Regions from separate parts of the Mus musculus genome. Here region 2 is linked to region 1. Evidence: chromatin loops called from intact Hi-C (ENCODE). Cell type or tissue: heart. All regions are shown on one strand. Each heading gives the region's core, and the rest is flanking DNA. Links, peaks and the distances in the headings are about the cores only. Region 1 holds the start of Lrif1 (ligand dependent nuclear receptor interacting factor 1). Region 2 holds the start of 2010016I18Rik (RIKEN cDNA 2010016I18 gene).

What was found. Hi-C counts contacts between places; a loop is a spot of excess contacts. Peaks named below come from ENCODE experiments on the same cell type or tissue, not always from the same donor. Only the 100,000 strongest peaks of a DNase experiment are listed, where the experiment ranks them.
Region 2: it touches region 1 in a loop (1.9-fold over the local background); 3 of 42 quality-filtered maps call a loop at or near these places.

Annotation. Positions count from the first base shown.
Region 1 is chr3:106,715,398-106,730,357 of GRCm38, forward strand. Lrif1 (ligand dependent nuclear receptor interacting factor 1) reads left to right here and starts at 6,285. Exons shown (of 4, transcript NM_001039488.1): 1 at 6,285-6,709. The coding sequence starts at 6,648. In heart, for the core only: a CTCF peak has its summit at 6,839; DNase peaks (open chromatin) are centred at 6,394 and 6,764; H3K4me3 peaks cover 2,101 bases; H3K27ac peaks cover 1,498 bases.
Region 2 is chr3:106,476,434-106,491,393 of GRCm38, forward strand. It overlaps 2010016I18Rik (RIKEN cDNA 2010016I18 gene), which reads right to left and starts at 9,480. Exons shown (of 2, transcript NR_033207.1): 1 at 9,371-9,480; 2 at 5,553-7,000. It overlaps Dennd2d (DENN/MADD domain containing 2D), which reads left to right and starts at 9,607. Exons shown (of 12, transcript NM_028110.2): 1 at 9,607-9,887; 2 at 10,440-10,615; 3 at 11,418-11,530; 4 at 12,139-12,208; 5 at 13,902-13,979; 6 at 14,793-14,933. The coding sequence starts at 9,800. In heart, for the core only: a CTCF peak has its summit at 5,994; a DNase peak (open chromatin) is centred at 6,128; H3K4me3 peaks cover 1,325 bases; H3K27ac peaks cover 931 bases; H3K27me3 peaks cover 784 bases.

The DNA of each region.
Region 1 (14,960 bases), core at 4,372-8,371:
CAGTTTTTGAGAATTTTATTGAGTATTTTTGCTTCGATATTCATAAGGGAAATTGGTCTGAAGTTCTCTTAATTTGTTGGGACTTTGTGTGGTTTAGGTATCAGAGTAATTGTGGCTTCATAGAATGAATTGAGTAGAGTACCTTCTGTTTCTGTTTTGTGGAATTGTTTGAGGAGCATTGGAATTAGGTCCTCTTTGAAGGTCTGATAGAACTCTTCACTAAACCCTTATTTCCTTAAGTTGGGGATGTTTTCATCTATGATTTTGTTGAAGATATTTTCTGGCTCTTTGAGCTGGGTATCTTCACTCTCTTCTATTCCTATTTTCTTATGTCTTTTCACTGTCTTGGGTTTCCTGGATATTTTAGGTTAGGAGTATTTTATGTTTTGAATTTTCTTTGACCGTTGTGTCAGTATCTTCTAAGGTATCTTGTATGCCTGAGATTCTGTATTCTATCTTTTCTATACTGTTGTTGATGCTTGTATCTGTATTTTTGTGTTTTCTTTATTGTTTCTACTTCCAATGTTAGGTCTCGGACTGCTTTGTTCAGTTCCTTCAACTGTTTGTGGTTTCCTGTATGTTTGTTTGTTTATTTGTTTGTTTCCAGATAGTGTTTCTCTGCATAGCCCTGGCTGTCCTGGAACTCACTTTTTAGACCAGGCTGGCCTCAAACTCAGAAATCTTGTCCTGGAACTCACTTTTTAGACCAGGCTGGCCTCAAACTCAGAAATCTGCCTGCCTCTGGCTCCCAAGTGCTGGGATTAAAGGCATGTGCCACCACCGCCTGGTCCTGTATTTCTTTAAGGAGTTTGTTTCCTCTTTATAGGCTTCTATCTGTTTGCCTGTGTTTTCCTGTATTTCTTTCAGCGAGTTATTTATATTCTCCTTAGAGAATTCTCTTATCTTCATGAGATAGGATTTTAGTTCAGTATCCTGGTTTTCAGGTGTGTTGGTGTATCCAGAGCTTGCTGAGGTGGGAGAACTGAGTTCTGATCGTGCCAGAATATATTGGCTTCTCTTGTTTATGGTCCTGTGCTTGCCTCTTCCCATCTGGTTATCTCTGCTAACTGGCCTGCGTGACTCTGTCTGAAGCCTGCCTCTGGTGTACTTAAATTACTGCAGGTATCCTTGGAGGCTTTCAGACTCTGGGATCTTAAGAGGCACAGACTCACTGATGATCTTGCAGGTGGAAGGCACTGGCAGAGTTTGTGCAGGGGTGCAGATGGGGTGGAGATAAGTCCTGAGTATGCTAGGCTCCTCAGGGTTGCCATCTTCTGTGGTTATTTGGGGGAGCCCCTTACTGTGGCCCTGGCTTTATCATATCTCTTGGGGGACCTGGAGACTTGTGGGGTCTGCAGAGGAGCGTAGATGCTGGTGATCTGCCCAGGCAGAAGGCTCAGGCCTGAAAGTATGTATCTTTTTTGAACAGTTGTCCTTGATCGATAGATCTGGATCTATTTGCATTCTTCTACATGGAGACTAAATGAAAATGAAAACACAACATACACAGGCCTATGGGACACAATGAAGGTGGTTCTAAAAGCACAAATGCATCCATAAAACAAAACAAAACTCTGGAGAGATCTCTAATAAATAAATTAAAATCACACCTGAAAGTGCTAGAACAAGAACAAAAACAAAACAAATCCCCACAAATCCAAACTAACAAAAAAGAGGAAGAAAGGAAGAAAAAAATTACATCCAAAAGGAATAGCTAGCAAGAAATAATCAAATTTGTGTTGGAAATCAGTAAACTAGGCACACACAAACAAACAAAACTACATAGAATCAATTGCATAAAACATGGATATTTTTGACAAAAATCAATGAGATTGATAAACTTTTAGCCAAATTAACTGAAAGACACAGAAAGAAGATCCAAATTAATAGAAATGGGGACAAACTGGGTGACATCACAACAGACAACAAGAAAATCTACAGAATCATAAGAAACATCTAAAAAATTTGTACTCCACCAAATATAAATCAAGATCAGGTAAACAATATGAAAAGATATAGAACTCTCTCTCTTTCTCTGCCTAAGCTTGGCTGTCCTGGAACTCACTCTATAGACTGACCTTGAACTCAGAGATCTGCATGGCTCTGTCATCTGAAATGTTGGGATTAAAGGCCTGTTCCAACATGCCTGGATTTAAACTGTTTTTGTTTGTTTGCTTGGTTGTTTCAGCTAGAATCTGTTTTGTCCTAGGCTGGTCTTGCACTCAGATCTGTTTGGCTTTGTCTCTTGGGAATAAAGGCTTGTATTTCCATGCCTAGACCTAAATTTAATATGGTGGGATCTTGCCGCAAGATCACTACTCCCTTAATTCAATTTAATATCCTTGAACACAGGACTCAGCTCCATTTTACTTCCTGGTGCCCCTTTAATACTCAAACCATATATTTTATACTTCCCCTTCCTCATCTTGCTATGCTTGTTTAAAATGCTCTTCATGAGATTTAACCAGAGAACAAAGTCTATGATGGGCATTTCTGAGACTTCCTTTGTCAATGCAATTATCCGAGTCTCTTCACCTTAGCCTCAGGCAGATTCTTAAGACAAGGGCAAAAACTAGCCACATTCTTCACTAAAATACCACAAAAATGGTCCCTAAGCCACAGATTGAAATTCTCACTGAAGCCTCCTGGGCTAGGTTCACATAATTTAAATCACTCTCAATAACAAAGTCTTCCATATTCCTACTAGGATAGCCCATTAAGCCCATTTAAAGGATTCCATGGCTTTCCAAATCCAAAGTCTCAAAATCCACATTCTTCCAAATAAAAGCATGCCCATGGATGCTTCTGGTTGGTGGCTCAGTTTCTGGAAGCTCCCTGGAGTCTGGGTTAGTTGAGATTGCTGATCTTCCTATGGAGTTGCTTTCCCTTTCAGCTTCTTCAGTCCTTCCCCTATTTCAACCATATAAGTCTCTGATTTCAGTCCAATGGTTTGGTGTAACAGTCAGCTGCTGGTAGAGCTTATCTGAGAACAGCCATGCTAAGCTCCTGTCTGTAAGCACATCATAGCATAGTAGTATCAGGCCTTGGTTCCCCGCACAAACATCCCCAGTGAGATGCATCCCAAGTTGTGACAGTCATTGGACCTCCTTTAATTCAGTCTCTTCTCCATTTTTGTCTCTGCTGTTCTTTTAGATAGGAACAATTCTGGATCAGGAATTTTGACTGTGGGTTAGTTAGTAACTCTGTCCCTCCACTTGAGGCCATGTCTTATCTACTTGAGGTGGACTCTTTCAGTTACCTTTCCCCAGTGTTGGGCATTTTGTTTGAGGTCACACCCAATGAGTCCTGAGAGTGTTTCACCTCCTAGGTCTCTGGTACTGATACTCTCTAGAGGGTTCCCCACCTCCCACTCCCTGAGGCTGCTTATTTCCATTTATTCTCTAGGCCCTATGGGCTTCTCCCCTGTCCACTTCCCCCTCAATATTTGATCCCGTTCTCCTTTCCCTCCTCCAGTCTCCCACCCGTATCCTTCCCCCTTCAGAGTGGGGTTGAAGTCTCCTCATTTGGGCATTTCTGCTTGTTATCTTTCTGTAAGTTGTATCCTAGATATTCTGTACTTTTTGGCTACTATCTACTTATCAGTGAGTGAGTACATACTATGCATGTCCTTTTGATCTGAGTTACCTCACTCATGATGATATTTTCTAGTTATATCCATTTGCCTGAAAGAATCATGATGTCTTCATTTTTAATAGCTGAATACCATTCCTTTGTGTAAATGAACCACATTTTCTGTATCCATTCTTTGGTTGAGGGACATCTGGGTTATTTCCTGCTTCTGGCTATTTTTGAACATATTTCATTTGAAGATGATTTTTTAAAACACTCAATAGATCTCACCAATGTACATTAAAACCCAGCTACATGTAATGATAATTACTGAATATATATTTTGCAAATTAAGAGTGAGAGACATAGAATCTTCAGACAAACAACCTAAATTTAAAACTTAGCTCTACCAATTACCAACTGTGTAACTTCCAGAGAGTTGTTTGCTCTTTCAATGGCTAGTTTCTTAATTTCTTAATTTTTTGTATAATGATTTTACTGGGTTATTTTTGCCATAAATGAGTGTCTATTTATAATGCACATATCAGTGCCTAGAATATGCTATTATGTATACATTTTGTAGAGTAATAATAGGTAAGAGGTAGTAATTAAAATCATGGGAAGGGATATTATCAGCTGGGGACAAATAGTTTTAGAAAATAAGAGAAACAAGGAATGAGAACTCATTTATTTAATAAACAGAAATGGACCCTTATAACACACCAAGTAGATCAAAAGTTAGAAAGAAAAGCATATTGCTGTTTCTTCAAGAGTGAGAGAATAATGATGTTGCTGACTAAAGATTTTAAGTGTGAGATAAACTGCATTAATTGTAATAAAGAGCTGCAAGAATTGTTTAATAAGCATGTAGGATGCTATGATCCAACTCCCAGGATTTTCTTCTGATGTGGCTATGGTCTTATTATTATAGTACTTGGACTCTTGCCAATAGGCATGCCTCAAATATCAGCCTCTTTCCATAATTGCCTTGGCTACAGAATTCTTTCTTAAATGTGGGAATGAAACTCCATTTTTCTTTTGGTCACAGCATGGGTGCAGTGACTGATTATTATAAGCATAAACCCTCATGTTTTCTTCCTCTACAGGAAAAAGTTTGAGGGCTATTTCAGAATTGGACTGAGGCAGAGAAGATTTTTGTTGAAATGTATCTCAGGCTAATTTCTCTCTCTGCCAAATTTTTCTTTCACTGAAACTGATAATCTAATAAACTTCTTGTCCTCCCAACATCTGGATAGCACAACCTGTGATAATTAGTCTTGAAGCTTTAACCCAGATGAATAAGAAAAGCCCGACTGGAAAATATAATCAATAAATGGCAATTGATAAGATAGCAAACAAGGTAGGCAGCCTCCCAAGTGCCGTACCCCCCCCCCCCACACACAACACACACACACACTTAGACACACACAAACTCTTAGAGAGGGTTCTCACTGTATAACCCTGGCTAACCTGAAACTCACTTTGGTGACTAGGCTGACCTCAAATTCAGAGACCCACCTGCCTCTTCCTGAGTTCTGGAATAAAAGGTGTGCACAGCAATGTGTAGCAAAACGCATTTGATTTTTTTGTTTGTTTGTTTTAGTTGTTGTTGTCATTGTTGTTTTTTCCTAGTAACTTTGATTACATAGACAAAAGATGCCATAAAGCTTGAAAGCATTAAGGTCTGCCTATCTTTCCTGATGTCTTTAGTATGAGAACAGGGTACTTTATTGTCAAATAAATGTGCTATACAAAAATAGGAAAATGATACTTTCTCTTGACATATCAAAACCTGAAGTTCTTAAAAATCTTTAACGTTTAGCAGTTAGGGGTATGAGTAAACCTTTCTTCTTCCCTTTTTGTGAGACTAGATTTCATGTAGTTCTTGATGGCCTTCTACTAAGTAGCCAAGGGTGATCTTAAAGCCCCTATCGTCTTGCTTGTACTTTCCAAGCGCTAGAATTGCATATGTGTGTCACTAAGCCTGGTAATTCCATTTTTAAATAACCATATAAACCTTCAAATTGTCTACCTTATCAGTGTCCTGAATTTGAACACTGCAGCATACAAGATTGCCTATGTCAAATAAAATTTTATCTTTGAAAACACTTTCATAATATTCCACACCTAATTAAACTATAATTCCTCCTACCCATTAAACAGTATGATCCCAATTCTCAAATAGTCATTAACTGCAGGACTCTAGAGAATTCTTAGAGCTGGTTTCTGGAAATTAAGAGTTTCAAAAAGTTTATACAGGGGATTTAATGCACAGACACTCAAAGAATTGAATACATGACAGTAAGATACAGTTTTAACTGAGGTGTTAGTGTGGGAATGGAGAAAATGGTTAATCGATTAATGTAGAGCAAAACTTCAAGAAACAGAAAAAAATAATCACTTCTAGCCATGAGAAGGGAGATAAAGGTTTTCAACAATTTATGGCAACTACCAAATGCCTATCTGTGTCTACTGAATAAAACTGCTAAGGAGGACATTATTACATTGGCTTGCAAAAGCGCATGTACAAGTGCAGACAATTTAAGCCTGACACCGGAAGTATTTCATTTCATGTAGGCAGTGAAAGCACTTTCTCTTTTAGTTCCTCCTTTGATCCGGAAGAAGAGACCTCAACCTTCGCTGTCGATTGGACCACGTCATAAGGGCGGGGCCATGGCGATCCATTCGCCTTGGTAACCATATGTGACGTAGCTGTATGCCTAGGATCCCTGGCTCTAGGAGCTCGGTTTTAGTGGGCGCAGACTCCGATCAGGCCCTGTCGTGGGTGGTGCTATTGATGCCACGCCCCCCACGTCCTCTCTGACTGGCTGTGATGCGTCACGTAGCCAGAAGAGACTCGCCGGAAAACTGTGAGCTTGCCTGAGGTAGGAGTCTTCCGGCTTCTACAGCCACTTCCCACGGAAGCTGGGGGAGCCGCCCTCTCAACTATCTCCCGTCACACCCTTCTGTTCGCTCGCCTCAGACGCTGCCCTTCCACACCCGTGCTCTGGTTCGCGCCTACTTGGGGACGCTGTCCCCCCAGTATTCACTGCCCTATCCCCTCCCACCCATCTAAAATGTCTAATAGTCTCCAGAGCGTCATTCTGAAAACCGCAGAGGAAAAGTCAGGCTCGCGCTGGTAAGTACCAGTTCCCAGTTCTTCAGGCGCCCGCCCACACCCTGTGACTTAGGTTGTCATGGCCGCGTCAGCTGACGTTCAGCCGCGCGCACCGGGTGCTAGCTGCGGGGATGTGGGAGCACAGCGCCATCACAGCACACCTCCTTACACCGCACCCACTGCACACCAGTGCAGAGCCCTTGGCTCCCAGTCCTCTCCAAAATGTAAAGCAGCCCGCGATTACAACGCAGCTACCATCTCCTGGCCCCCAGCGCGCCCTACGCCACCCGCTCGAATTTCATAGGCGGAACAAGTAGATACCCACGGAAGTAAAACCAACTTGGCGATGCTCCAAGAATCTCAAACACTTACCAAAACACCCATCGTGGATTAGCAAGTGCAGCCCCGCGGCGCTGTAACTTCAAGTGAAAATAGTCCCATTTTAATGTACTTAGAAAATGTGTTCTAGAACAAGGGACTTTAGTATTTGAAAATTTCAACTAATATGGAGAAAAGTAAAAACTTGAAATGTGTTTTTCCAGGTAACACATTTGAAACGGGTCTAAAAGGGGTGCATCTCATTGGTTGTCTCTACAAAGGAACAGTTGGAACACTGTATGGCTCTGGTTAGGTAGGAAACTCACTATAGCCAGGACTGTCCACAATACAGCCTGGGTTTACCTCGTGTTAGGATTACAAAGGGTTCTGACAGTCTTTGGTTTGGAAATGTATCACCAGTAACATTTTTCTTTTAATTTTGTGTTAATCCAGATGAAATAAAAGCAGGAACAACAGAATATTCCTTAAGGAACAATTCTTTAATTTATGCTTTCCAGAGTTAATGAGTGCTTGTTGAGAAGCAAAGATTAGTAAGTCTGTAGAAGGTAAATGAACAACATAAAATCTAAGAGCAAAACTGATGAAAGGGGATTGTGGTTGAAAAAAGAAAATCTACCTGGTGTTTATTGCAGCTTTGTTTGTTACCATTTATGAGACTAATGTTTCACTTTCTAATAAAAATAATGGTATCAGGGAATATTTTGATAACAACAGAAAAGAAATAATTTAAGAAAGAAAGGATTATTTAAATATTTGCTCCAAGTTTAAGAACATGAATTTGTGTCCTGTTTCTAGGTTTCTTTTAGTTACAAGTATATACAAACCCAAATTGCAATGAAAAACCAATAGTGATTTTAAAAAAAACACACACACACATTTTCCTTTAAAACAATGCTCTAACAAAAACAAGTGACCATCCTGTGTCAGCCTTGCCAGTAGCTGAATCTTTAGGAAGCTGTTACTATGCAAGTACCCCCCCCAAAGTCATTAACAGTAACTAGTGAGCTGTTAACATAGAAAGAACTGTTATATAGCAATAGAGACGGCTCTTTGGTAGTCTGTATTTTGTGGAAATTTAAAGATAAATTGTATCCTATACAGAGAAGCAAAAGTAGAAGAAATGCTTTTTAGTCAATAATTTTATATGTTTTACCTGTATATGATATATTATAGATGATATAACTTATGTGTTTAAGATCATATTCTTTTCCAGTCCTATAAGATTAAGTGGTGCATTAAAGTTTTTTATTATGCCCTTGGGCTCTCTTTTAAACACTTTCTAACAATTTTGGCAAATTTTTAAGTCAGAAAAATATCTTAAATTCAATTATGTTTTGGTTACTTTCAACTTCTTTAATTCATTGGCTTATTTTCTTGTGCCTTGTTATATTTTCATGCTTTTATTTCTTAAATTTTCTGATATCATAACATATTCGGAGTAGTATTGTCATAGAGAATATTTATTACTTAATGTATGTAATTTAATCAAGCATAAAAATAGGAAACTCAGTTTTATAAGAACAATGCAAAAATCTGTATATTTGCAGTGTAGTAGTCATTTAATTATTAAGATTTGCATTGAATTCTTATTTACTCAGTTGTGTACCACAGGTAGCATAATAGCTCTAACGTTTGCTTTGGTCTGGTAACTATTTCATCTATTGGAGATTGAGTGTGCAGAAAATTTTTGGAATAGGATTGATGAGATTAAAATAGGTTTGAGTAACTAGTGACCGTGCTGATTTAGAATGAAGATTGTATTTCAGATGACTTCAGAAATCCGAGGGCTTGGATAAGATGGTAGAGAATTAGATTTAAAGAAATGGAATAAAAATTACACATACCTTATTAGGAAATTACTAAGATTTATTGAGAAGCTTTCTTGTCAATATTTGTGAATTAAATGAGACAAAGACAAATGTCCAGTTAAAATTACTGCTCTCAGCATGTGGCTTCATTCACTTGGGAAGAAAATGTTTCATTGCTGGTTGATGTCTTTGGTTGTAAAGTTTTATCTTTACAACTTCAGAGTAAACTTGGAGAGACATTAACACCATATAAGCTAACTGGACTTATGCAATTGAATTGTTGAACCTTGCTTTTTATATAAAGTATAAATAAGATTCCTTAAGGAAAGCATGTAATTCTGTATAAGTTATTGAAAATATTTTAAACCCTTGTATTTTTTTTTCAGCTAAAATGTTGATGACAGTGGAGGTCTATATTGCTTGGCTTTTAGGATTAAAATTAATGGTGATATTATTCCATTAATAATATATAGTATTTAATATTATATGAATTGTAACATATAACTTCTTACATATTTTTTATAAATAGCAAGAAGGGAAAGTTTGGTCTCCTAACAGATGAAAATACGTTATTTTCAAAACCATAAAATTTCATTAGCCTCCAACATGTTAATTATTTCATTTCTAATCCATGAGTGATAAAATATCCATATAGAGTAGTAAAAAACAAAACCAGAAACCTCAGAAATTAGTTTTGTTAGCATGTTTATCAGGACTTTTAATTTTGAGTTAGGCTATGACTGCATTGATCAGGCTGTCTTAAACTGAGACTTAGTGATCCTCCCACTCCTACTTGAGTTTCTAAGTACCTGGAACTATAAATATATGCCACTGTGGTTACATAGGTTTTTCCAAACTTAGTTAGCCAGTATGTCTAAGAGTCAAAATTAGAAGCCTGTATGTAATCTTTATATTTCTCCTTTCTCTTTTTAAGTCTTAAAATTTTGTTTTTTTTTTTTTCAGTGTCATTTCTCAGTTCAAATAGTCTAATGTATAATTAATGCGCTAAACATTCTAAGTGACTAAACTGCCTAATAATTCTAAGTAACCTATTGGTGACATTAGACTACACAATGTGATCTCTAAGAAAATGGAATATCTTGAAGAAAGTGTAGTGATTTTTAGTTAAATTGTTAAGTCAAAGATTCCTACTAAATCTGAAAAATGTATTTATTGGTTGAAAGAGTATGTATGAATTTTATTCTGACTTACCACTTTTCTCTTTGGAAGTTCACATTTCAGTTTTAAGAACTCATTTAATTTTGTTGTAGTAAATCAAATCATATTTTAATAGCTTGTAGGAATCAATTCAACTAACACGTTAATTTGCTCTATTAGACACAGAGGAGATATGAATAGAATAAGCTAGCCTTAAAGAATTTGTGGTCTGTGATAGATTATATGAATTTCTAATAATATGTAGGCTTGAGAAAGCCACATTTGTTTTTCTGTCTTTGGTGGGTAAGTGGCAGTTGGGGAGAGAGAGAGGGAGAGGGAGAGAGAGATAATACTGCATATAGTATATTTTTTGTCATATAGTATATTTTTTTAACATAGAATATGAAATATTAAAAAGTCTCTTTGTTCAGTTATATTTCTTAGCTGTGTACAGTTTGTAAGCATGTATTTGTGTTGCTATAAATGGATTTAAAAAGTAATACAGATAAGTCAAAGCTAATTGAATGATTAATCTATGTGAGCTCAATATGTGAATAGAAATCAATGCTGTTACATGGTTGGAAAGTAGAGTATAGTACTCGTTTTAATAAAGATTAATTTTAACTTGTTGAATTTTAAATTCTGGTATTTAAATTAAAATATTTTTCAAAAGACCACAATTATAAAATGAAAATTAAATGTGGGTTAGGAGTAAAAATATGTACTAAAATGGTCTTTATTGCAAAGGAAATAATTGAGAGAAATAGTTAAAGCCTTGAAAATTAGTTCAGTCTCTTCTTAAGGGGAAAATCTTGAAGGAGTAAAACAGGGTTAAACTGAACTGGGCAAGAAGTATATTTGGAAAAATAATCAAAGATGAATATGTAAAGTGCAGAAAAGTTAATACAGAGATATTAAAGTCAAGAAAAACAAACACATTGGGATCAATAGAAAGCATGAAAGAGAAGAACTTCATAAGGAAGGTATAGTAACTGTCACCCCATGTAAAGAACAGGTGAAAGAATGACAGGCTTAAGTTTGAAGGCATACTTGATAAACTTTGAGAGTGACATTTTAGTAGAGTCACAGAAAATAAACCACAAAAGAGAACTTCAAGACAACTTTATAGGATACTGTTTCTTTGTTGTAGTTTATTAACACTATATAACAAGTTCCTCTCATTGGTCTTATATCTGCCTTATAATCTTTTTATAATCCTATATGACTCCAACCTTTAAAAACGAAATCTTACTTTCTTCAAAATCACAATAGAAATAAAATAAAAAGAAAAAGAGAGGAAGAAAGGAAGGAAAAAATAAAGTACTGATTTATATATGCTCTGGTTTATTTCAGTTTAAGAAAAAAAAAATCCCCTCTGACTCCACTTCCCCTCTGGCTACTTTGTACGATTTTCCCCTCTTGACAGTTAAAGTTGTTAGCTATATATACGTACTATCTTTTTGTCTATAATGTAGAAATACAAATTTATATGTTTAGAATTCCATACAAGTGTATATTTTACACTGTGAAAATATCCCTCATAACCTCTACTTTTCTTTTTCTTGTACTCCTAGTTTTCTTTTTTATTATCATTCTTTTTTATTTTTTTAGATATTTTCTTCATTTACATTTCAAGTACTATCCCTTTCCTAGTTTCCTCTCCAAAACCCCCTATTCGCTCCTCTCTCCCCCTGCTCCCCAACCCACCCACTCCCACTCCCACTCCCTGGCCCTGGCATTCCCCTATACTGGGACATAGAATCTTCACAAGATCATGGGGTTCTCCTCCCATAGATGACCAACTATGCAATCCTCTGTTACATATGCAGCTAGAGACACTAGTCCACCATGTGTTTTCTTTGATTGGTGGTTTAGTGCCAGGGAGCTCTAGGGGTACTGGTTAGTTCATATTGTTTCTTCTCCTACGAGGCTACAGACCCCTTCATCTCCTTGGGTACTTTCTCTAGCTCCTTCATTGGGGACCCTGTGCTCCATCCAATAAATGACTGTGAGCATCTGCTTCTGTATTTGCCAGGCACTGGCATAGCCTCACAGTAGACAGCTATATCAGGGTCCTGCCATCAAAATCTTGTTGGCATCTGCAATAATGTCTGGGTTTTGTGGTTGTTTATGGGATGGGTCCCCAGGACGGGCATCTCTGGGTGGTCCTTCCTTCAGTCTCAGCTCCAATCATTGTCTTTGTAAATCCTTCTATTGGTATTTTGTTCCCCATTCTAAGAAGGATGGAAATATCCACACTTTGGTCTTCTTCTTGAGTTTTCTGTGTTTTTCAAATTGTATTTTGGGTATTCTGAGATTCTGGGCTAATATCCACTTATCAGTGGGTGCATATCATGCATGTTCTTTTGTGATTGTGTTACAACATTTAGGATGATATCCTCAGATCCATCCATTTGTCTTAAGAATTTCATGAATTCATTGTTTTTAATAGGTGAGTAGTACACCATTATGTAAATGTACCACATTTTCTGTATCCATTCCTCTGTTGAGGGGCATCTGGGTTCTTTCCAGCTTCTGGCTATTATAAATAAGGCTGCTATGAACATAGTGGAGCATGTATCCTTATTACAAGTTAGAACATCTGGGTATATACCTAGGAGTGGTATTGCTGGACCTTCGGGTAGAACTATGTCCAGTTTTTCTGAGGAGCCGCCAAACTTATTTCCAGAGTGGTTGTACCAGCTTGCAATCCCACCAGAAATGGAGGACTGTTGCTCTTTCTCCACATCCTCACCAGCATCTGCTGTCACCTGAATTTTTTATCTTAGCCATTCTGACTGGTGTGAGGTGGAATCTCAGGGTTGTTTTGATTAGCATTTCCCTGATGGTTAAGGATGTTAAACATTTTTTTCAGGTGCTTCTCAGCCATTTGGTATTCCTCAGTTGAGGATTCTTTGTTTAGCTCTGTACCTCATTTTTTAATAGGGTTTTGGTTTTCTGGAGTTTAACTTCTTGAGTTCTTTATATATATTGGATATTAATCCCCTATCACATTTAGGATTGATAAAGATATTTTCCTAATCTGTTGGTTGCATTTTTGTTTTATTGACTGTCCTTTGCCTTACAGAAGCTTTGAAATTTTATGAGGTCCCATTTGTTGATTTTTGGTCTTACAGCACAAGCCATTGCCGTTCTGTTAAGGAATTTTTCCCCTGTGCCCATGTCTTCAAGGCTCTTCCCCAATTTCTCTTCTATAAGTTTCAGTGTCTCTGGTTTCATGTGGAGTTCCTTGATTCAGTTAGACTTGAGCTTTGTCCAATGAGATAAGAATGAATCAATTTGCACTCTTCTATATGATAACCACCAGTTGAGCCAACACCATTTGTTGAAAATGCTGTCTTTTTTCCACTGGATGGTTTTAGCTTCTTTGTCAAAGATCAAGTGACTTTAGGTGTGTCTGGATCTTCAATTCTATTCCATTGATCTACCTGTCTTTTGCTGTACCATACTCACTGTCTTTATGTCTACAAGTCAATGATTTTCTCCCCTAAATTAGTCTTACTAAAACTATTAATGACTCATGTCATTGTTTCTACTGTAGATGTTTAGCCTTAATCCTATTTGACTCCAAGAAACTTTTAATATAATTTTGTTCAAACTCTTTCTTTGTTTGGCTTCCATTGCATCAAAAATAATTATTCTCTTTCAGTTGCTTAAAGAATAGTTGGAAATCACTGATATGGCTTAGGCATATTAAGACTAATATACCCATTGAACTGAAAGGCAAAGAATACACATGCACACCTACCTAAAGGGGAAGAAAAGATCAATTATAAAGCTACTGTAGGCTAAAACAGAGATAATGTTTCCTTGAACCAGAAAGTTTAAAAAGCAATGTGGAAAGAATTTTAACAGATAAGAGAAAGTTAGATGTCAGCAGGATATTTTGAATAGGTTAAATAGCAAGGTGAGAAAGCAGAATTTATATATTCTGATACAGGCACCTAAGATAAAATTCCAAGGAATTTTGAGAGTATGGAAGACATTCTGGCCATGTGGAATTTCAGAAGCTCACAAGATTGGAATAAAATGGCAAAGGAGAGGTCGCATATACATCTTATACCCCAAAAATGATAGAGCAATATTTTATTGATGAAATAGAATCAATTAGTACTTAAGAGACAATGTGGTGAAAGTACAGAATAAAAAATTTCTATTATTTTAGCTAGGAAAAGTTGTCAAAATGGTTAAAAGTTTTGGAATGAGTTTATTTAAGGAAAAGGTGCAGTTATAAACCATCTCTTCAAATATGTCATTCATTTTACTTCATGATAATTATGTCTTTGTGTTTATGTATCTAGTTTTAGTGAAGGATTTAGTAAGTATGTTGTTTATGGATTATAATAGCAAATACTTAGACTTTGAGAACCATCCTTTCTCTTGTAAATATTCAACTCTGTTGCTGCAGGCAGCAGCCACTGTGTAATAATAAAACTTTAGTTTTGGATACTGTAATTTAGTCTCATGACTTTTTATAGTACAGAATTACTGTTTGAAGTGTTTTTCATCCATTTAAAATGTGAAAACTATACAGAGGTATGAGTTAACATAAAACCAAAATGGCTTAGGTTTAGGATACAGGCTGTAAATCATTGACCCTTTTCCCTAACAGAGCTTAGTGTTTGAACCATAAAACTCAGTACTTGTTGGTTAGTTGGTTGGTTGGTTGGTTGGTTTCAAGACTTGGTATTGTATTGTTGCTCAAGTTCAACTTCAGTTGCTCCCACCCCTGAGTTCTAAGATTACATGCATGAGCCACCATGCGTGACCCACACTGAATACATTTTCATTTACTTCTGAATAAATTGATGTTGAGTTTACAGTGTATTTTGTGCAGTGATAATGCACGTGGGTCTTCAAACTCCAAAAGCAAGAATTAAGGCTCCCCTCCAACATATTTCTCTTTAACTTTGCTAAAAATTGGTATGCATTTTTATACATAGAGG
Region 2 (14,960 bases), core at 3,859-7,858, 240 kb before region 1:
TTCTGCAAGGCAAAAGACACGGTCAATAAGACAAAAAGATCACCAACAGATTGGGAAAGGATCTTTACCTATCTCGAATCAGATAGGGGACTAATAACCAATATATATAAAGAACTCAAGAAGGTGGACTCCAAAAAATCAAAATACTCCATTAAAAAATGGGGCTCAGAACTGAACAAAGAATTCTCACCCGAGGAATACCGAATGGCAGAGAAGCACCTGAAAAAATGTTCAACATCCTTAACCATCAGGGAAATGCAAATCAAAACAACCCTGAGATTCCACCTCACACCAGTCAGAATGTCTAAGATCAAAAATTCAGGTGACAGCAGTTGCTGGCGAGGATGTGGAGAAAGAGCAACACTCCTCCATTGTTGGTGGGATTGCAAGCTTGTACAACCACTCGTACCTTCTGTTTTTAAACTGTATTGAGACTACAATGAGTTAAGGGTTAAAAGATGAGTAAAGAAAAGAACCTGGATTGCATACACATTCAAGCATGCTCTTTCTACTCTTCACAACAGCCCTGCCAGGTGGTTTTATGCTCTCAGGAAAAATGAGGCCATGAGCTTGCCTAAACCAAGAATGAACTGTGAGCAGAAGTGGGGCTGAAGTCCACATTTGTGAATATCAGATGCCTAAGTTCATTCTATCATGTTCCACTGCATCCCTCAGTGAAGTAAGGGTGTGTGTGTGTGTGTGTGTGTGTGTGTGTGTGTGTGTGTGTGTTTGCTTATAAGATCCTCCAACTTCCCCACACAGGAAAAAAAAAAAGGAGAAGACTTTTCTTTCACTTAAAAGGCCAGACTGGAAGCCGGGTGTGGTGGTGCATGCCTTTAATCCCAGCACTTGGGAGGCAGAGGCAGGTGGATTTCTGAGTTCGAGGCCAGCCTGGTCTACAAAGTGAGTTCCAGGACAGCCAGGGCTATACAGAGAAACCCTGTCTCAATACACACACCACACACCACACACACACACACACACACACACACACACACACACACACACACCACAGCACACAACACCACACACACACACACCCCACACACACACCACATACACACCACACACACACACCACACACCACACCACACCACACCACACACACACACACACACCACACACACACACCACACACACCACACACACACACACACCAGACTGGAGGAGATTGGGAGAAGAATAAAGGGGGAGGAGAAAACCTTTGCTTTTACAGAAACTAAGGTCTCTCATGCTTTCCCTTCGTTATTGGTGAATGTATCATTTTTACATTTATTTCTTTTATTCCTTTCCAATTTTCTTCCAATTAAAGCAGAATTTTAGACTTTGGGGATAAGATGTGCCATACCACTTCCAGTAGGATCTGTGTGACAAGTTCCAGAGACTGAGGCGATCGACCTCAAAATGGGGAGAGGGAGGCCTCCTGGAACCAGTTGTGAAACTCTTCGCTGGAGAAAAAATATTGAGTCTTAGTTCTCATGGCAATCTATCTGTTTTGTTTCCTCTTATTCCTTTTCTTATTTACATGTTCCTGGTAGCCTAGGCCAAGATCTTAAGCGAGAATAATGGGTAAGAAACCATCCCTAGAGATGGGGCCACTAACATGACCTTATCCCCAGGGAAACCAACACTTTACTTTCTAAATCATTTACAAAACTATGATGATAAAAAAAACTTTCCCAACAATAAAATTTCATATGGCTACACGTGTCATCGGAGGTGGATTTTGGTATATGGTAAAGAAAGCCATAATTAGAAAGAATTTAAATAGTTTGAATTTATACATTGAAGATTATAAAAATTCAGGCACTAGATGTTAAATAATAGTTGACCATGGGGCTCGAAAGTTAGTTCAGTGGTTAAGAGCACTGATCGTTAAACATTTATTAACCTGCTCCTGGAAATATGCCACTAGCCGTGGACAACAACCCCCACAGAATACATCCTTTTAGAATTTTTATATTTTGATGATTTATAATGATGTTACCTGTTCTATTTGTCATTCACTGAATACGTAGTTTCAGAGTTGTAATGCTTGGATGATTTTTGTGCTTTACTGTTCCAAATGATTTTTGCTGGTATCTGTGATTGTTTCATTGGATAGTTTCTAAGAGATGTAATGTTTGTGTTTTTTTGTTTGTTTTTGTTTTTGTTTTTAATGTGTAAAACCTCCTGCTTGAGAGCTGCAGAATACACTCAGATTCAAACTGCCTCTGTGTTTGTTTCTGTTTGTCACTGCCGAATCCTTACCCACCTAGCTTCAAGGACCCTCATTCTAGGGATCCCCATACCTGAATGGGGTGGTCCGTGGCAAAGATGGCTGATTAGAAGCTTCGTATGTGTGATCAGTCAGGATAGCAGAGCACAGATGCTATCATGGAAAAAGAGAAGAGCATAGGAGTTGATGATAATGTCCCTACAAAGCATGGAGAAGCAGAAAGGCTACACAGAAAAGGGAGGAAACACCTTTGCCTACAGCTGTGACTCCCTGGGAAGGGACAATAGGACTGACTGAGTTTTGCACTATGAGACTACCATTAGCCTCTGAGTACCTGGGGCAAAATGCTGTGCTTTGAGTCTGAAATTTTCTAAAGAGCTCATATGTTTAAACATCTGGTGCTCAACTTTATGTGGAGAGCCTGGTTAATAGAAATGGGTCACCAAGGGTGGGTCTTGAAAGATGTGTAGTTCAGATATAGCAGTGGTCTAGCTTTTGTTGGTGCTTGTCTATTATCTTCTGAGGCAGGGATTCATGTAGCCCAAGCTGGCTTCTAACTCCTTGTGTAGTTATGATTTTGAAATTCTGATCCTCCTGACTCTGCCTCCCAAGTGTTGAAAATATTGCCAGTGTTGATCACCACATCTATCTCAGATAGTTCTCACAAGAAGAAATATAGATCGCCAAGGAATACATCTTTTAAATGTTTGAACATTCTTAGTCATAAAGAAAATTCTAATCAAAATTATACTGAGATTGTATCTCACTTCAGTCAAAATCATCATCAAGAAGACAAAAGTAAAGAAAGAAAAGAATGTAGGAGAAAAGAAACAATTCTAATAGAAATGTAAACTAGTACAACCACTATGGAAATCACAGTAGAGATCTCTCAGAAAACCAAAACTAGAATTACCACATAATTTTCTTAAGTCACTCTTGGGTGTATACCTAAAGGAGCAGAAGTCAACATATAAGAGGGATGTCAGTGGTGACAGTCCCACACTGCTACCCTCACCAGCTTCACTTCTCCTAGACTTGTAAGTACCTCGACTCAGGCCAAATTAGAGGAGAGGGCCTTGACATGGAAGAGAATTTTGAGACTGGTCAGTATAGTGAAGAAGAGATTAAAATCTGTTAAATGATGATTTTAATATAGGCCTAAGCGTTATTATGAGAATGAGAAGTACTCAGAAGAAATGCTACATGCCCAGGTTGGAGTATGTGCTTCCCAAGGGAGAAGAAGGGGAGGTAAGAGGCACCTGTGCGCATGCTCGCCTCAAGGGAGAATAAGCAATTGTCTTACACACACACAGAGAGAGAGAGAGAGAGAGAGACAGACAGACAGACAGACAGACACAGAGAGACAGAGAGAGAACCTTGTTGACTCTTAAGCTATTTCTCAAAAGGTTACTTAGACTCCCTCTCCTTTTTTCTTCTTAGAAAAATCATCAGGATTATGGCTTGGAGGGAGATGGCCTTAGGCACTTGGTAATTGGGCTGAAATTCTTGCTTGCCTACTGGCAAAAGCTTCCACAGAGTTCCCAGCTGACAGGTTTCTTCTTTTCCACTTCTCATGACATGAAGCTCTGGGGATGTCTATACACCCATGCCCATTGTTTGGCTGTATAAAATAGTCACGTTATGGAATCAGCCTAGGTACCGATCCATAGCATGAATGGATAAAAAGTGTGGTTTATACACATTGAAGTATTGTTCAACTGTGAAGAAGAGAAAAATTATGACATATTCAAGAAGATGAATGCACTGGAGATCACCATATTAAGTAAAATAACCAGACTTAGATAAATACAGCATTTTTTTCTCACATGAAAAACCTAACTTTGAAAAATTCCATGAAAGTAGAAACAGAAATATATGGGGAGAAGTGGACTTGCTACAAGGGGGAGAGAAACATTCCTATCTGCCCACAAATGCTTTCTTGTCTTTCTCAAAGAACCCACCACGTTAAACACAAATATCCCTTCACTTCTAGAACAACGAATTCTTCTGCTGTTATTCATATTTCTCAGAAATATAGGTTTTACTTCCTCATATTTCAATAATATTTCATTTCATTCTTGGCCCTTTTCCACCTCCATTTCACTGCTGTCATTACCTGTCATCCTGACATTACTCTAAGTGAAAGTCTCATACAACTATGCAAAGTTCCTAAATCTTTAGTGCAAAGAATGACCACCTAGTGAATATCCTTACCCTCAGGTTAGGCATAGACATGGTCATCCCCAAAATCCCACCAGAGGTCTCATAGTATTCACCCACCATTATTTCCTCCTTCCTCCCTAAAAGATGTACTATCCTGACTGCCCATCCAGTGGGTTAGCTTTGTTTTAAGCTTTATATAAACTGAAGCATATTTCTTTTGTGTCTGGTATCTCTTGCTCATACTTGTAAGTATGGACATAATATTGCATGCACTGAGGGATTATTTAATTTTGTTGCTGCATAAACAACACGTGTGTGTGTGTGTGTGTGTGTGTGTGTGTGTGTATGTGTCACAATTCACCTATTTTGTATTAATGAACCCTTGGGGTTGTTTCCATATAAAGACTTGTTCAACAGTTTCCATTAATCTTCTTGTTCTTGTCTTCTTGATACACATATATTCATAATCATCTGGTTTTTCTTTTGAAGAAAGAAAGCTCTGTTTGGGAACACTGTAAATTAGATTGGACCAATTAAGACACAAGAGCACAAGAGCATCAACAAGTTAGACAAGGTTTTCTTGAGCAGCCCCTTCTCTTATGAGAGATAGAGAAGCTGCAGATCTCATAAGACAAGGCACTTGGAGACAGCCACATCCTTTCATGTTATTTCATGCAAGAATCCAGAGAATGGGAAACAGAACTACGCTATATAATTAAAATTAGATGCAAGTTGCTTGCACCTAGAGTAAAGGCAACTCATAGTGGTCAGTTTAATGCAAGGGCTGCTTGCCCAGCTCCTTCTGAACTATAGAGCTGAGGGCTGTGGAACCACCTGGGGATGAGGCATGAAGAGGCTGAAGAGGACTGTGGATCACAGTCATCTTGTGGGATTTTGCTTTGGTTTGTGTCTCACTCCTGAAGTCAAGGTTAAGACCTTGGAAGAACGTGGAGGGTTTAAGTTGGCTCTGCTTATCCCTCTCTTACAAATAACCTGGGAGGAAGAAAGGATGTACCACAGAACCCCCAGCAGGTGCTTATCACAGTGCCATAGTTAATAACTGCAGTTTAAAACCTGAGCCTATTTAGAAGTCAGTGGAGATGAGCAGAGAACAGCTGCATTGCAATGCTGACCATAGGAATGCTTTACATTTATGTCATATAACAGTTTACAGAAAGTTTTTTTAATCCCACTCTCTGACATTGAGAAATCTTTATTTATGGCAGCCAGGTAGGTATTATCCTGGCTGGTATTATGTTCATCTGTGGACTAACAAAATCGATTGGAAGGCAGGGTCACTACCTTCATCCACTTCTTCAGTCCCTTTTCTGGGGTGCCTAAGTAGAAAAGACAAAAAGGTCTGGAAGTAGCCAGCGACTCTGAATAGTTGTAAGAGCAGGCGTGGAGGAGTTGGTTAGAAGGGCATGCGGTCTGAGAGTTCTACTCCTCCGGATAGTTTGGAAACACCAGGGAGGCGCATCTTCCAGTCCTTGCCCTGGAGGTAGGGGTCTCTCTCTTTAGGCACCTACCAGAGTGTTTCAGAAGGTGAAGTTTCACAAAGGGTGACAATGAGATGGTACCGCCCCTCCCGGATGGACGCGCTGGCGCCCTCTGGCACCCCGAGCCTAGAGGCGCAGAGGGGTAGGGTGAGGACCCGAGAAGAGCGGCCAGCCCAGGTGCGCCAGGGGTTGGGCAGGAGCCCGGAAGGTGCGCTGCCCCGCCCCACCCCCTCCTTGCGCCTCCCGCGTGAAAGTGAAAGTTCCAGGGCCCCAAGAAGGTCAAGGATTTGGGGGGCGGGGCTGGCGCGGACGTGGGAGCAGGCGCTGGGCACTGGAGGGGCCATGGATGGGCTCGGCCGCCGCCTCCGAGCCAGCCTGAGACTGAAACGCGGCCAGCGGGGTTAGTGCGGGCCACAACGCGCGGGGGAAAGAGGGCGTGGGGTCCCCCGAACTATAGGCTCGGTGCGGCACTGGGGTCAGGAACGTGGATCAGTTTGGGCGGGATCTGTGAGGGCTGGGCAGGAGGCAGGTGAGCTCAAGGGAACAGGTAGAGGTCAACAAGGGGACAGATCTGCTGGGTCAAGGGGGAACCTGGTGGCCAGAAACCTACAAAGGTTGTGGGGCCCCAAGGGCCACGTGTCCTTCTATCCAGGAAGCTTGTGGTGCAGCCACTTTGTGGCTAAAGAGCTTAGGCCGTCAAGCCCTCCGGGAGGCGCTTCCCTTCCCTACTTAACTGGATTTTTTTTTTCAGTTCCCGAGGAGATCCAGCTTGTCCCTGCCTTGCAGATAACCGTGCCACAAAAACTGGTCTCCCCAAGCCCTTAGCACTGACCTCAGTAGAGCAGCCAGGTAGATCAGCTCAGCTGTTTCCTCAATCCGGACCTTGAGTTCTGACCTGTAAAATTGGAATCTTTTCCCTGTCCAGGGTGGATTATAGGGATGAAATTAGATGTGCCATCCGTTTCCTTTCTCCTTATCTGGAGCACTGGGACTTGGAAGAAGGGCAATTAGGATTCATTAATGTATCCATTCATTCAACAAACATCTGTTGCTGTTTATGTCTGGCCAGTGCTATGGCTGAGCTGTCACCCTCGGGTTTGTTCAGACAGAGCCCATGCTTCTGGAAAAAAAAAAAAAAAAAAAAAAAACCAGTTTGTAAGAGTCATTCCCAGAGAGCTCGCCTCTTCCTGAATTTGCAAGTGAAGATATCAGTGGCCCCCTCTCATAAGAGGCCTCAGAGCTGAGGTCGGTACTTCCTTCTCGTAACTGTAGGGACTTGTGACTGCTCTGCTCTTTGTACCTTCTCGCTTCTACCACACTCTTCCAGCCTGGTCGTTATGGCATATGCCTCTTCTACCTGCGTGCCAGGGAGAGGGCAGCAATGGCTGGAGCAGTATGTTGGGAGGAGATAAGTCCTCTTTTTGCTACAGAGTTCTGGCTTGGTTTTCTTGGGCTTCCTGGACCTGAGTAATCTGCTACTGAATGGCTAGGGTCTGCTTCCTAGGGCTCAGAGGACACATTTCAGTTGTTCTCCACCTTACCCTCACAGCAGCATATGGCTAGCAATGGTACCTGGAGGATCTTCCTTGTGGTGGAGGAACAGGAAGGCAGGCATTCTATATGTACCTGGTCACAACTTTAGCACCTGTCAGGTCATATGGGTGTGACTCTTTCATCTTTCTTACTGTCCTCTTGCTTCCTGGGGGATTTCCCCTTCTGGTTCACTGGCTCAGGCTGTTTTGTCTTAGAGATGTGTGTGTGTGTGTGTGTGTGTGTGTGTGTGTGTGTGTGTAAAACACTGGTAGGGAAGACTGTTACGGTGATTCTGGGTTGCTAGCAGTTCAGCAAAGAACACACAACAGCTTTTCAGATCAAGGTTCCCTAAAGTCCCCTCTCTTCCTTCAGGTGGTTGTGGGAGGGGCTTCCTGTTGGAGGAACAAGTATAACCAGACGCCTGACTTCCCTAGAGGAGTGGCTCCTCCCTCAATTAAAATTGAGGATAATAATCCATTCCAGGGCATCCGGGTCAAGTGAGGTGCCTTCTACTATAGAGGAGTTTGATGCATATTGATCCTTCTCGTGCTTTTCTGTGAGAACCCCTTTTGAAAGGGGGAGAAGGAGAAAACACTCTGTTGGATCTTGAGCCTCAGCCCAAAGGTCTTAGTTACTTTTCATTGGTCTGGGATTTCTGACATTGCTGGTCCCTTGTTTCTCCTGATAAAGCAGGAGGAAATGGAGTGAAAAGCCAGCCCCAAGGACTGAGGAAAAGACATTTCCTGAGCTTCTGGGATGACCAGGAAGATGACTCTGGCCCCCCAAGCCATTTGCTCGCCACCCATCCCACTCCACCCACTACCTCTTCCTACCGGGAGATGTTTACTGTGTAATACACCAGAAGGCCTGAGCCTGGATTTGGAACTTTTTATGACGTTCACTTTGTACAGATCCTGTTCATTTTCAATTGCCTCCGAGTGACTTAATGCCTCGGTTTTCCTTTCTGTACTAGGCATGCTCTTGCTCCGTAAGGCAACCAGTAAAGATTATGCAACATGTCTATACAGGCTACAAGTAAGACACAAGTACTTTCTGTGGTGTCTTGCTTCCCCGTTCTCAAGATCCCAACTCTCATCATCTGTACTATGATTGCTGCTTCCGCCACAAGTCAATGTTGGGTTTCTGAGTCCTGCATTTTACCAGTGCCACAGTTTCAGTGCTCTTAGGAGTAGGGTGACAGCCTTCCTTCTTACCATAGCAACACACTCCCTCCCAGAGGGCTGCTAATTCTTTGCAGGAGTGGCAGACACAGGCACCAGATCCTTTTACTTCTTCCCTCCCCATTAAGTTACTTCTGGGCAAAGTCTCCTTCCTCTTATCCTGTACATTTCCTTATTCAGGACTTTCTGTTTAATAACCCAGGGTATCAGCGACTACTTTTCTCCTCTTCCTCAATCTCTAGACATAGTACTGGGCCTGCTGTTTAGCTTGTCCTGGCCCAACCAGAGGAAAGGCTGAGCAGGGGTAGGGGAGGGGTGAAGATGCTCTGTACCCCTACAGCTGCTGATGCAACTAGGCTCCTACTCTAAGCTGGGGACGATTTCCCGAGTCATTGCTTCCTTTTAGTAAAGATGGTGAGAGAAAGGATTCTTCCGGAACCCTGGAATAGTGAGAGAGATTTATGCCTTAGATCAGGAAAGATTGCCAGGGAGGAGTGGGTGAAGTAATCACCTTCACAGCTATTCTGTATATCTGGGCCTCTCAGAGGTGGGCCTCTCCTGTTACAAGTTATTAGTACATTTAGAGAATGAGTGGGCAAGTCTACTTATCTGAATCAGGGCAATCTGGCATCTTGGCTGCAAGAAGTGTTCAGTCCTGGGTTCCTGAAGATCCTTGATGTTTTAGATTCGCCAGTTGGCCTGGTGGGACTTTGCAGCTCCCGACGATTGCTTGAAAAGGTGATCGTGAGCAGTGGAGGATGAGGGATGTAAAATACCTGTGCTGTGCCCCACGAGGCACTGGAGTCCATAGTCTGATCTTCACAGGCATCCCTCGCTGCCTGGGTTTGTAAATAAACTCACCACATGGTCTGCAAGCACTGGAATTGAAAGCCCTTGGCCCAGAAGCAGCTGTGCCTTGAGATGTTTGCTCATGACCTTTTCTGTTACCACACCCTGGGGCTCTTGGGAGGAGCCAAGAGCTGAGTTGTAGTGCCAGGATGCTGCTTCTGTCAGTGCCCACACTAAGCTGCCTCGTGGGTCCTTTCACATCCTTCTTGCTCAATTACGGAGTACACAGGATGGAAACTGCTCTCTGCCTTTGGGAGACAGCGTGTGGCTCAGCTCAATAAAGTTGTGATTGGAGACCAAGGCAGAAGGCACTTTCTCAGGCTTTCTGTGGCCAGCCTGAAGGAGAAAGAACATCCATGCCCCCAAAGCTCAGAATGATGGAAGGACAAGGGGTAGGCCGAACCCTCAGGCTGCTCCGAAATCGCTTGCCACGACTTCGAGCAGGTCAGAACTGGATTGCCTACTTCCTTTTTCGGATGATCTTTTTATGGGCTGATTCCTGCTGTAGTGATCCTCTTTTTCCTTTATATGCTCAAACCCACATGGCCCCCATGTGGTCAAGCCAGGAGGATTGCCTTATCAGTTTGCAGAGCTAGTCCCGTCTGTTGCAGAGGTCTTGCTATAATTACCAAAAAATGCCCTATGGGTCTACTCTGATTATTTAGTGCAAATTTACTCAGGGCTCACAAAATACCCAGAACTGTTGCATCAGGCAGACTATACAGTGTCAGGCATCAGGCCTCCAAGAACCTCCACAGCATGGCATGGCTCCTCGGTTCTACATCAGTGTTTTCTTTTCTTCCTGTGTCACTCCACAGTTTCAAGTTTCCCAGGGCAGGTATGGAAATTGCCCCCTTGGCTCTGATCCTGCCTGGTGGTGCCTGGTCAGGCTTGGCACTGTAGCCTTGAGGCATGGTTGTTGCCCAGATTCTCGCTCGCACTACAGAATGGAGGAGTGGAAAGAATACTCAAGAGACCCTTGCATCTCCATTTTAGGACAATCCCAGAACAATCCTGGGGAAGCTGTCACAGAGCCAGAAAGGATCCAGGAGCATTCTCCATCTAGCTTTGCTGGAGGCCAGCACTTCTTTGAATACCTTCTTGTTGTTTCTTTAAAGAAAAAGCGTTTAGGGGATGACTATGAGCCCACGATCACTTACCAGTTTCCCAAGGTAAGGATGGAGGGAGAAGTGGGGCCTGAGGATGGAGGTGGGAGGACGAAGGTGTGTTTAAAAGGTAATAGAGGAGTTCTATGTCTTACCACGCTGCCTGGGCTCTAGCCCTGAGCTCACTGCTCTAGTTTCCTTTGTAGCCCAGCCCTAGTTTTCTGTAATCACCCAGAGAATCTAGGTCTGACTGCTTTGTGAAGGACTGACTGAAACTCTGGAGCAGGGAAACAATGCTCTTGCCCCTGTGGGAAACCTTCAGTTCTTCCAAATTCCACCTCAGTCACCTTTTCCTACAGGAAAACTCAGCTTCTGCTGGAACTACTAAGAAGGGATGGCCTTCCTGGTTGTGTGGTAGAGAATCAAGCAGGCCCCCGACTCAAGCACAGCCTAAGATCAGTCTCCCAAAGTATTAGATCTCTTCTTGCCTGATCATGCACTGGGTGAGGCGTAATGTCCCCTTCTTACCAGCCTCTCTTGTTAGAAGGTTTAGCAACTGGAAGGGTTGCTTCTTTTCTATGATGTGGTTTCTCTCTGATGCCACCCTCTCAGGAGGTTGGTCCAGCTGACCTTTCTAATCTTCTTTTTGAATATGTAAATCCTCAGGATACTGAATTCCAACCCAAGGTTACATTGATGTGGCCCAGAACAAATTGCTTTCTCTTTGAGGTTCTTCCAGCTAGACTTAGAGTTCAGACTGTATGGTACCAACCAAAGGCACCTTTGTACCCCATGTTGGTCAGAAAGAAGGCTGACAGGCTTCTGACCTCTGCTTCTTTGCCTAAATTCCACTGTCTTTTCCTGACAGAGGGAGAACCTGCTCCGAGGTCAGCAGGAGGAGGAGGACCGGTTGCTCAGTGCCATCCCTTTGTTCTGCTTCCCTGATGGAAATGAGTGGGCACCACTCACAGAGTATCCCAGGTAACCACTCAGCCTGCAGGAAAGGGTATCAGATTTGGATAGAAGGGCAAATGCGTGGCTCTTGTCCCCTCACCTGGTATGAATGCTGAGTTTTTGCCAGGGAAATATTTTGCTTGGGATCCTTTAGACAAATGATTGAAGCTGTGACTTGACTTTCTCTCTGAAGACTTTAAAGAGTCTCTTACCTCTTCCTAGAAGAAGAAATTGCCTTTTAAAAATGTTTTTATTTATTTATCTTTTTCTACTCTGGACTGGAGAGAAAGACTTTGGCCTCTACAATAAGGAAATGGTTCTTGCTTGCATCATGAACACTGGAAGCAGACCAGGACTTCAATTTTTAGATAAGAAGTAACCTCAGAGCCTTACTTACCTGGTCCTTAAAGTGGTGATAATAATTGAACCTTCTTCAGAAATGTTTAGTTGAGTCTCGAATGAGGCGATGCATTAGAGCTTGACACCATCAAGTGCTTAGTAAGTGACTGCTGTGATTATCCCCATGATTAATCAGCAGCTCCCCTTTGTCTTCCTCTCCCCTCCTCTGAAGCTGACTTCACTCTTGTTTTAGGATCCAGTGAGCAAATGAACACCATTGGTCTGCTCTCTCTTAGGGAGACCTTCTCATTTGTCCTGACCAATGTGGATGGGAGCAGGAAGATCGGATACTGCAGGCGCCTCCTGGTTGGTGCAATTCAGAACCGCCCCTTCCTCTCCAAGGCTGGGCTTGCCAAAGACACGGCTACAAAAGCTTAGGCTTGGTGGGAATGGTGCATGTAGGGAGAATACACATCAGCATGTGCCGCCATGTTAGTGTCCCTTCAGGAATCCCACAAGAACAAGGACGTGCTGCCCCTCTCCTCTGCTACCACAAGGCTCTGGCCTGTGTCCTCCCAGCTTAACAATTCTACACACAGGAAGAGGTTCCAGTTGGACCCTCTTACTGTAGTCTTCTGCACCCAGGCCTGCTTGTCTTGTTCCATGGAGCCTCCCAGACACTCTGAGATTTGAATGATAAGGTTTAATTCTTGGCTTTCAGGACAAGGACTCTCTAGACACCTTTATAGCCCTTTCCTCTTTAGACATTTCCTCATGGCTAAGACAAACTTGGTTTTGTTCTCACTGAACTTAAGCTCATGTTGGCCATGAGTCAGTGTTTACCGTTGGGTTACTAGCCCCAGAAGGCTGCCACTATCACCTTTTTCCTGCTTCTCCTCCCCCCTCTTCTCTCTCTTCCTCCTCATCTCAGCACATACCCATTGTATAAACAAATAGGCTTCATAGTTGGGTTTTTTTATGTGTGATCATGTATTTTATGTGTGACCATGCCCACCACACCAGTTCCTTTTCTCTTCCCAAACATTCATCTCTCTAATTTCATGTTTTTAATCCTTTTCCTTTATTATTTTAAAAGTGTATGAGTGTTTGACTGCATGTATGCAAGTGCACTGTGTGCATGCCTGTTGCCCATGGAGGACAGAATAGGGAGCTAGATTCTCTGGAACTGAGTTAGTTACAAATGGTGGCAAGCTGCAGTGTAGGTGCTGAGACCCAAGCCTGGGTCTTCTGCAAATGCAGCAAATGGTCTTAACCATTGAGTCATCTCTCTAACCCTCCTGTACCCCCCCCCTTTTTTTTTAGACAGGGTTTCTCTGTATAGCCCTGGCTGTCCTGGAACTCACTTTGTAGACCAGGCTGGCCTCGAATTCAGAAATCCGCCTGCCTCTGCCTCCCGAGTGCTGGAATTAAAGGCGTGTGCCACCTTATTTTATTTTTAATTATGTCTGTGTGTGTGTGTGTGTGTGTGTGTGTGTGTGTGTGTGTGGTATATGTGTAAATGTGTGTGCATACCTTATGAGGTCAAAGGAGGGACATCCCCTTCGCTGGAATAAAAGACTTCAGTGAGCCATCCATGTGGGTGCTGGGAGCTGAATTTGGATCCTATGGGAGAGCAATATGTGCCCATCACCACTGGGGCACATCTCCAGCCTCTCATGTCTTTTGTTTATGTCTTCTTTTCTAAAATCCAAATCCTGCATATGAGATAGAAAATACATTCTGTGCCTAGTTTCTTTTGCCAACTGTATCCATTTGTCATAATTTCATTCCTCTTATTAGCTGAATAATACTCCATTTTGTTTATATTACACACCATCCTTTTCTTTTCAATTGTTAAAAGACATTTGGACTGGTTGCACAATATGGCAGTTGTAAACTAACCATCATCTTTTGACTTTGGTGGCTGTTTTAATCCTTCTGCTGTTCGTTTCATGAACTAATCCCATTTGTAGCACTCTACCTTTTGTCCCATTAGTCTCAAGTGGGAGAAACCCTTGTGGAGGGTGCAGCCCTAAAGGAAATTCTTGTCCCTCCCCAGCCTGCCGGTCCTGGTCCTCAACTTCCCAAAGTGTACTGCATCATCAGCTGCATCGGCTGCTTCGGCTTGTTCTCCAAGGTAGGGCTAGGACAAAATTCCTTGGAGCCTGTTAGGCAGGCCTGTTCAGCTCTCTTGCTTGCCTGGCAGCTTGCCTTGCAACTTGAGCTCTTGGTAGAGTGCCTTCCCGATAGCCCAGCCAGCATCAAGTATATTGGGTAAAATGGAGACAGGAGGGACCTGGGCTCAACCCTATTTCAAGGAAATCTAGAAGGCTGTTTCTCCTGAAGAAAGAGCTATTGTCCATCCTTCCTCTTATCTTCCTGATTGCTATGAGGCTCAGATGAGGTATAACATGTGGAAATTTTTCACACAAGAGAATGAAACCCACAAGTCTGAAGGCAAATAATAGACAGTACCCTAACTCGGATGAGGTTAGAGGAGAAACTGATGATTAGTATTGCTGGGGCTATGATCAAGGTAGTCTCCCAAAATGAACTTGACCTATCTTGGTGACCAGAAGAATGCTGGGTGTGGAGAGGAACTCCAGTGGCTTCGGCTTGGGTGGATCTTACTTCTGTGAATTACACTGAGGGCTGATGGTAGCCTCACCCTGATGACAGTCCAGAGGAAATGGGACAGTGATACCCAAAAAGTTAGGCCAACATGGGAAATGACTTGCTAGGCTTAGTAGTTTCATGTCGGTGTTAGGAGAGAAAGGAATATGAGAGAAAAATCAAAAGAAGTCTTTGAAAAGTAGGTTTTGTCCAGGAGATGAAAGCCAGTTATAGAGGGGCCTAGAAAATACTAGAGAACTGACAGGACTAGCGTGAGAGTCCTGAGTACTCAGTAGAATCCCTCTAAGCCTTCCTTCCTGTGGTCCTTCCCCTGCAGATACTAGATGAAGTAGAGAAGAGGCATCAGATCTCCATGGCTGTCATCTACCCATTCATGCAAGGTCTCCGAGAGGCAGCCTTTCCTGCACCTGGAAAGACAGTCACCCTTAAGAGCTTCATTCCTGACTCAGGCACAGAGGTGGGTTAATAAATGTGCAGTCCTCTT